3 separate regions of the Homo sapiens genome follow, and all the other regions are linked to region 2. The links are chromatin contacts, found by Hi-C or POLR2A ChIA-PET in ENCODE. All regions are on one chromosome and are shown on one strand. The core of a region is the stretch at or near the end of the contact, and the rest is flanking DNA. Distances in the headings are between cores, read along the strand shown. Region 1 has its middle 11 kb from the start of TMEM235. Region 2 overlaps SEPTIN9 (septin 9). Region 3 holds the start of TMC8 (transmembrane channel like 8).

Region 1 (2,700 bases), core at 191-2,690, 920 kb before region 2:
AGAAGGTGGTAACTCAGAGAATCAAAAGAAAGCCAGCAACTCGCATGCCTGTAATCCCAGCATTTTGGGAGGCCGAGGCAGGTGGATCACCTGAGGTCAGGAGTTCAAGACCAGCCTGGCCAACATGGAGAAACCCCCATCTGTACTAAAAGCACAAAAATCAGCAGGGCATGGTGGCAGGTGCCTGTAATCCCAGCTACTCAGGAGGCTGAGGCAGGAGAATCGCTTGAACCCGGGAAGCGGAGGTTGCGGTGAGCCGATATCACGCCATTGCACTCCAGCCTGGGTGACAAGAGCAAGACTCCGTCTCAAAAAAAAAAAAAAAAAGAAGGAAGCCAGTAACTCTAAGCCCCTGTAATTCCGTGTCTCCCTTACTGCCCTGTCTGGGGCAAGCACCAGCAAAAGTGCATTATATTGGTTATCCATTGCTGCATAACAAATGACCCCAAAACATACTGCCTTAAAGCAACAATCATTATTTCCCATAGCACTGTGGGTTAGGAATTGGAGAGTGAGCCGGGTGTGGTGGCTCACGCACACCTGTAGTCAATCCCAGCACTTTGGAACGCCGGGGCAGGTGGACTGCTTGAGCCCAGAAGTTTGAGACCAGCCTGGCCAACATGGTGCAACTCCGTCTCTACAAACACAAAAAGTAGCCAGGTGGCTGGATGTGGTGGCTCACGTCTGTAATCCCAGCACTTTAGGAGGCCGAGGCATGGGGTATCGCCTGAGGTCAGAAGTTGGAGATCAGCCTGGCCAACATGGTAAAACCCCATCTCTACTAAAAATACAAAAATCAGCCAGGCACGGTAGCACGCATCTGTAATCCCAGCTACTTGGGAGGCTGAGGCAGGAGAATCGCTTGAACTCGGGAGGCAGAGGTTGCAGTGAGCCAAGATCGCACCACTGCACTCCAGACTGGGCGACAGAGCAAAAACTCTGTCTCAAAAAAAACCAAAACCAAACAAACAAAAAAAGTAACCAGGCCTGGTGACTCACACCTGTGGTCCCAGCTACTCGAGAGGCTGAGGTGGGAGGATCACTTGAGCCCAGAAGGGCCATGCCTCAGTGAGCCGAGATGGAGCCACTGCTCTCCAGCCTAGGTGACAGAGTGAGACCCTGTCTCAAAAAAAAAGCGGGGGAGAGGCGGAATTTGGGAGTGGCTTACAGCTGGAAAGTTCTGGTTTGGAGTTTCTCACGAGGTTGCCGTCAAGACATCAGTGAGAACTGCATTATCTGAATAATCCTCTCGCAGGTGGTGTCCTCACACAGCTGACACGCTGCTGCTGCTGTTGGCGGAGGCCTCAGTCCTGTCCATGTGAGCATCTCCTCAGGGCTTCCTGAGTGTCTTCACAGTCTGATGACTTGCTTCCCCTAGGGTGAGCAGTCTGAGACCGAGGCAGAAGCTGCCTTTTTATGACCCCCTCACACGCTGGTACTTCCTACTTGACACCCAAGTCAGCGCTGACTCAGTGTGGTAAGGCCTACAGAGGCGTGAGCACCAGGAGATGAGGACAGATGGGGGCTCTCTTGCGGGCTGCCTACTGCATTTATAAATGCTGGTTGGGCATAGGGCCTGAGCTGATGAGAGGCCCCTGTCCTCACAGAGGTCAGGCCCCTGGCAGGGGCACCTACCAGGTGGTGCAGATAAACATGCCCGAGTGGGATGCCAGTGGGCCCAGGACCTGGCGGAGCTGGGCCATCCCTGGAGAAGGGGCTTTGCTGTGGCGAGAGGAGCAAGCGCCTTCGATGCTGGGGGAAGGGCCTCTGAGTCAGGGCTTGTTTCTGGCACGTGCACACGCTTGCTCACACACACACAGAACACCTCTGGATGGACAGACGTGCGCACAGCTGGTGACAGTGTTTACTCGCCTTTGTGCTATTTGTGGCACAAGGGCACGTGTTACCTATTTTGAAAAATTCTAAGAAAAAATTGAAGAAAGAGGCCCACGTGGGCCAGTGGATCCCACCGTGGGAACCACCATTGCAAGCGGTTTTGGTGCACAGGCTCTCTCCTCTTGCTGTAAACGACGCAGCACCATTTGAGCCTGATGTCATGTTGTCTATTCTGGGTGACCTTGAACCATGCACTGTCTCTTCCCTGGGAGGCACTCATCCGCCTCTTAATCACAGCTGCAAAGCCTGACACTCAGAGAACCATGAACACAGACAGAACCCTTGGGCCAATCACTGTGGAGACTAGCCAGAGAGTGAGGGAGTTAACTGGCCATTCAGAGGGTAAGGAACACTGACTGGCCAATCAGAGAGTGTGGGGCATCAACTGGCCAGAGTGGAGTCAACTAGCCAATCAGAGGGTGAGGGATGTGGCTGGCCAGTCAGAGTGAAGGAGTTGACTAGCCAATCAGAGCGTGAGGGAGTCCACTAACCAACCAGAGGGTGAGGGATGTGGCTGGCCAATGAGAGAGTGAAGAAGTTACCTGGCCTGGCTAAGTTCCACACGCCCCAGAACACGTGGAGGCAAGGTGGGCAGCTCTGTTCTGGAAGGGAAGGGTCAAGCAGCACACCCTCCCCACCACACACACTCTCCGGGAACGCTGGTGGTCCCAGCAGCCCCTCCCCGGTGTGTCTTCCCCAGTGTCCTATCCCCAGAGCCCAAGCACATCTGCCGTGAGAGGCCTGAAGTTAGGCTCACATCCCTGGCTTCCCAGCAAACCCCCAGGAGAAGCCTCATCAGCAGAA
Region 2 (2,700 bases), core at 123-2,622:
ATGTTCCTGGGGCTCATGGAATTTACTAGTTTATTATAAAGGATATTACAAAGGATACAGGGGAAGAGATGTGTAGGGCAAGGTATGGGGGAGGGACGCAGAGCTTCCATGTGCTCCCCAGGCGCTCCACCCTCCAGGAGCCTCCACATGCTCATCCATCCAGAAGCTCCCGGAACCCCATCCTTCTGAGTGTTCACGGAGGCCTCATTACGAAGGCATGATTGATTCAATCATTGGCCGCTGATGATCTGCTTAACCTTCAGCCCCTCTCCCCTACCTGGAGGTTGCGGGGTGGTGCTGAACCTTGTGATTCTACCTGGTCTTCCCTGGGAACCATCCTGAAGCTGCCAGCTGGTCTGTCAATCATGAGCATCCAAAAAGACATCACTTTGGAGATTCCAAGGATTTTAGGAGTTGTGTGCCAGGAAATGGAGATGAAAACCAAGTGTATATTTCACAACATGACAGTCAGTCTCTTTCAACCCCAGTCTTACTTCCTGCCGTGCTGCCGGCCTCAGCCCCCCGCGCCCCAGGGCCTTTGAACACATTGCCGGTTGCCTGCAGCGATCGCCTCTGCCTGCTGGGTTTGAGCCTGGTTTACTCCCCTCATCCTTCTGCGCTCAGCCCGAAGGTGTCCCCCCGAGGCAGCCCTCCTGACCTGGTCCTACGAACCGCAGGTTCTGTCCTGCCACTGGTCCCCTTTGTCACACCTGTCACTTCCTGTGTTTCACGTTTACTGATGTGGTCTTGCACTTGTGCAGTCCCATGAGGGCAAGGACTGTGTCTGGCTTTGTCCTCCACGGGACCCCAGCGCCAAGTCCACAGGGAGCACCCAATGCTGAATGAATGAATGAGTGACCGGCAAGGGAGGTTTATTTTGTCATGTTGGGGGTCAAAGGTTGCTGGGCGGACCACATGGGTGAGGTTGGGTGGGGAGGGAAGCAGAGATGACCCCTTGGAAGAAGGGGTAGGAGGCGGGGAGGTGGGTGTGGGGTGCTGTATAAGGATGGCAAGTGCTTCCAGGGGTGACAAGCCAACCTAGAGCACCAGGCAGCAGAAAAAGGCTGACACCCTCACGCCCCACTTCCACTTAGGGAGAGGCCAGGCCTCCGGGAAAGCCAGCTCCCCGTTGCTAGGAGAGCCCCAAGGGAAGCTTCATCAGCTGCTGAGTTGGTCACAGTGGAAACCCATGTGGTGGGTGGGAGGGGTTTGAGGCACAGGGGTTTGGGTGGTGGCTTCAGGATGGAGACTTGTGTCCAGATCATGAGGGGTGGCCCCAGGGATGACCACCTCCAAACAGGAAGCAGACAAAGGCACAGATGGCAGAAGCGGAGGCAGAGAATGGGCTGCAGGGGCTTCCCCAGAGGGAGAGCCGAGCAAGGGGACAGGCTGGAAACACTCAGCCTCCATGGCCTGAAGCACAGACAGCTGGTCTCACACGCAGGCCGGGCAGCCACACCACCTAGAACAAGGGGCATGTCCGCAGGGCAGGCCTCAGGACGCCCCGGGCTGGCCCTGCCATCAGCCTAGAAAGACGGCCCAGGCTTTCCCGGTAGGGAGCACGTCCAGCCAGGTCCTGGGCAGGAGCTGAGACTCCCTGGCTGGCCTGAGAGGGGATGATCGAGTGCAGGCCCAGCCCGGGACTTCCCCACTCCTCCCCGCCACCCAGCGGAACCAGCTGGGCGTGAGAAAAGAAGAGAAGTGAATCAAGAGCCCAGAGCATGAGGCTGGACCAGCCCTTACACCACATGCAAAAATCAACTCAACTTGCATCAAAGACCTAAACTCAAGAGCTAAAACCACAAAACTCTTAGAAGAAAACACAGGGGAAAAGCTTCCTGACGTTGCATTTGGCAATGATTTCTTGGATATGGCGCCAAAAGCACAGGCAACAGAAGAACAAATAGATAAAGTGGAACGTCATAGAAGTTTAAAATATTTGCATATCAGCCTGGGTGCGGTGACTCACGCCTGTAACTCCGGCACTTTGGGAGGCCGAGACGGGTGGATTACTTGAGGTCAGGAGTTCGAGACCAACTTAGTCAACACAGTGAAACCCCGTCTCTACTAAAAATACAAAAATTAGCTGGGTGTGGTGGCGGGTGCCTGTAATCCCAACTACTCAGGAGGCTGAGGCAGGAAAATCGCTGGAACCAGGGAGGCGGAGGTTGCAGTGAGCCAAGATCATGCCACTGCACTCCAGCCTGGGCAACAGAGTCAGACTCCATCTCAAAAAAAAAAAAAAAAATTGCATATCAAAGGGCACTAACAACGTGGGGAGAAGGCAATCCATGGAATGGCAGCAAATCATAGGTCAGATATGGGATTAGTATCTGGATATTAATCTACAGATCTCCTAACACTCAGCAACAACAATCATCCAAATCAAACACAGGTAAAGGACTTGGACAGACATTTCTGCAAGAATATGTGCAAATGAGCAATAAACACGAAAAGATGCTCAACATCACTAACCACTGGGGAATTGCAAATCAAAACCACAAGGAGAGACCCCTCACAACCATGAGCTCTGGGCAGGTAGGAAGACGCCTGGTGGGGAGTTGCCGGCTCCATGCTGTCCCCAGAATTCCTGCAGGGGCTAAGCCCGACCCCGACACCTCACCAGGAGCACAGAAACGAGTGGAAAAGGCCAAAGGCCACCCCAAAGGGCCAGAGGGGTCCAGCAAGGAGTCTGGGACA
Region 3 (2,556 bases), core at 57-2,556, 810 kb before region 2:
GGGCTCCAGAGAGGGCAAGGGGAGGTGCGGGTCGCGCGGGTCCTACCCCCGATCTCGTAGAGCGCCCCCTCCCAGAGCCCAAGGCCCCGGGCCAGCCGCTGCGCTGCCTCCCGCAGGCGCCTTTCCACCGTCTGCCGCCGGCGCTGCCACCGCTGCCAGCGCAAGGTCTGCACCCCCGCGGGCTCCCGCAGCTGCCTGGACGGGGGTGGTGACAGGGGCGCCCCTGAGTCACCCGCCCTGCCCACCCGGGCCAAGCAGACGGGGTGCTCCCACACCATCCGACGGGGCAGCCTCGCAGCACCCCCCCCACGCACCGTCTGGCGCCCGCGTGGCACCCACCAGATGAGGCGCTTGTCCATCATGGCATAGGGCAGCCCGCGCACGGGCGTCCCAGAGCCGCGCAGCCGCTCCATCTCTGCCTCCCACAGCTCCTCCGGCTCCGGCACCCCAGGGGCCCGCTCCGATGACACCGACCGCGGCAGCAGCATCTCGGCGGGCACGGGTAGAGGCTGGGGCGCCGGGCTGCCGGTGGGGGGGATATGAGTCCCCGGTTGGATGAGCCTTAAGGCCTTGGCTATGGCCTCTGTGCACGCTGGGCTGGGGGCGGGCCCTTCCGTCCCCTCTGCGCCGGCGTCGGGGCCTGGGCTCCTGCAGCCCTAGGGTTCACTTGCCCGGGTCTGCCGCTCTGCCACCTCCGGGGCTCAGAAATGAGAGAGAATCCTGCTGCGGTCGAATTCGGGCCCAGCCCCGCTCCAACTCTCAGAGGGACACACAGCCACGGCCTCAGTCTCCCCATCTGTCAAATGGGGTGAAAGATCCAAAGGGCACAGAAAGTCTGGACCGGCACAGGCAAAGAAAGCCAAGACCTGCTGCACCCCGCATCCACCTGTGCCTGGGCCCACCGTCACCCCAAGGAGAGACAATTCCCTCTCTTCTCCACGTGGCAGTTTGCCCTTCCGGAAGAGCCTGTGTCCCAAACCCCACAGTTCCTGGGACTCGGCATCTGCCACATCTGACTCTGGATGTCGGGGGACCCCCTTCTGTCTTCCTTCTTGTGGTCCAGCCTCCAGTCCCAGGTACCCCGCGAGCCCCTGATGAGGACCTGTGGCTACAGCCCCAGCCGTGGGGACAGGAGCAGGGACCCACTGCTACCCTTGCAGGGCTCTAGCTGGCCCCCACAGCCCCTCACCCTCTGCATTCTCCCTCCACTGGACATCCAGCTCACCTGGGGACCTAGGGACCAAGTCCCTGGAGGAGTCCCCTTCTCAGACGACTCCTGCCAAGCCAGGCAGGGTGGTGAGGGAGCCCAGAGGAGGGGTCATATGACAGGAAACCCAGCTTCCCTCTCCACTACCTCCCTCCTCCCCTCTCACCCCATGGTTTCCTCTGCTTTAAACTGAGGCCAAGCAGGCACTTCCTGTGGGCCCCTGAGATGCAGAGGTGAAGGTGACAGGCGTAGGCCACTTGGCCTCCCAGGGAGCTCTGTGCATGCTGGGCTGCGGGTGGCCCACCCTTCCCCTCTGCACAGGAGTCAGGGCCTGGTCTCCTGCAGCCCTAGGGTCCACTGGTCCGGGTCTGCCGCCTGGCTGCCTCCAGGGATGTCCAGCCTGCAGCTGAGGCCCTCTCTGTTCAACTCCTTCCAGCCTGGATAGGCAGGACTTGACCTCGAGGCCTGAGCTGGGAGCCTGACATGGGTGGGGATGGGAACGGTGGGGGCACAGGGGCCAAACTCTTTATCTGCCGGCCTCACCCTGGAGGGTGTGATAATGACAGGATGGTGGGCTCCCCAGAACCTGGCTGCTGGGTTTCCAGATACTCTTGGTGTTACTGCTGTACTTCCAGCCCCTGTCATTGGCGTTATGGTTGTGCCAAGACCCAGGCCTAGCACCTGGCCGGTAGTAAGTGCTCAGGAATTGGCTCCATTCATGCTCTCCCAGGCTAGATGTTTAAGACATATCTTTGCCAATTCTCTGTCCTTGGGCCCCTGGGAAGCCCGCAGCCCTTCCTCTCTGCTCCCTCTCTACCTGCTATAGGGCCCAGTCATCTCAGGTCTGAATGTTCATAGCTTTTCTGCCTCTCTGCCCACCTCCTTCCTGGTTTCCAGAGTCCTTTCTGTGTGTCAGGCGCAAGCTATGTGCTGGTGCTGGGCACACAGTGGGCTGGGGTAGGAGGGGGCACAGAACCACAGATGTACATGTCAATAGGAAGTGGTAGGTGCTCCACCAGGGTTCAATCTGGGGAGGCTCCCCAGAGGAGGTGGCATTCATGCAAATTCAGTGTGGGTATGCAGGGAGGGGGAAGCAGTGGGAGGAGAGGCAGGGGCTGGGTCTCCATGCCAGGGTGCCACTTGCCAAGAACCAGCTTGGGGTAGCCATCTGAGGACCACACTGGCAGCTCCAAAAGGCCCCAGCCTTGACCCCTGCCTGGTCCTCGCTTTTGCTTGCCTGCTCTCCCCTGCAGCAGTGCCCTCTCCTGCCCTCCTGGGCCCCAGCTCACATTCACCCTGCCTGCTTCATGGCTTCTCCCCGCCAGGAATGACCCTCCCTTCCAAATGGG

What was found. Hi-C counts contacts between places; a loop is a spot of excess contacts on that map. ChIA-PET counts read pairs that join two places held with the same protein, here RNA polymerase II (POLR2A). Pooled maps may share reads with other maps.
Region 1: a loop to region 2 is called in a pooled map, with 5 times the contacts of the local background. The contact joins two enhancer-like sites. A Hi-C loop is called at or near these places in 1 of 37 single-sample maps with no recorded cell type and 2 of 50 pooled maps. POLR2A ChIA-PET finds 5 or more read pairs at or near these places in 2 of 52 experiments (activated CD4-positive, alpha-beta T cell and activated CD8-positive, alpha-beta T cell).
Region 3: a loop to region 2 is called in a pooled map, with 5 times the contacts of the local background. The contact joins the promoter of TMC8 here to the enhancer-like site in region 2. A Hi-C loop is called at or near these places in 6 of 37 single-sample maps with no recorded cell type and 6 of 50 pooled maps.

The regions. Positions count from the first base shown.
Region 1 is chr17:78,241,236-78,243,935 of GRCh38, reverse strand. No RefSeq gene overlaps it. Among named protein-coding and RNA genes, the nearest start is that of TMEM235, 11 kb to the right of the region's middle. RefSeq lists enhancers at 1,232-1,381, 1,392-1,521, 1,992-2,111 and a silencer at 2,272-2,321. Within about 2 kb of position 1,440, at least 4 of the 41 ENCODE cell types and tissues checked have a DNase peak (open chromatin) inside an H3K27ac peak, as active enhancers do.
Region 2 is chr17:77,324,368-77,327,067 of GRCh38, reverse strand. The region is part of intron 2 of SEPTIN9 (septin 9); the gene reads right to left. Among named protein-coding and RNA genes, the nearest start is that of SEPTIN9-DT, 44 kb to the right of the region's middle. RefSeq lists enhancers at 225-1,143, 1,335-1,644, 1,755-2,024. Within about 2 kb of position 1,372, at least 34 of the 41 ENCODE cell types and tissues checked have a DNase peak (open chromatin) inside an H3K27ac peak, as active enhancers do.
Region 3 is chr17:78,129,521-78,132,076 of GRCh38, reverse strand. TMC8 (transmembrane channel like 8) reads right to left here and starts at 1,306. Exons shown (of 16, transcript NM_152468.5): 1 at 1,226-1,306; 2 at 340-796; 3 at 47-195. The coding sequence starts at 488. It also overlaps a transcript of TMC6 not described here. RefSeq lists a silencer at 99-618 and an enhancer at 1,099-1,228.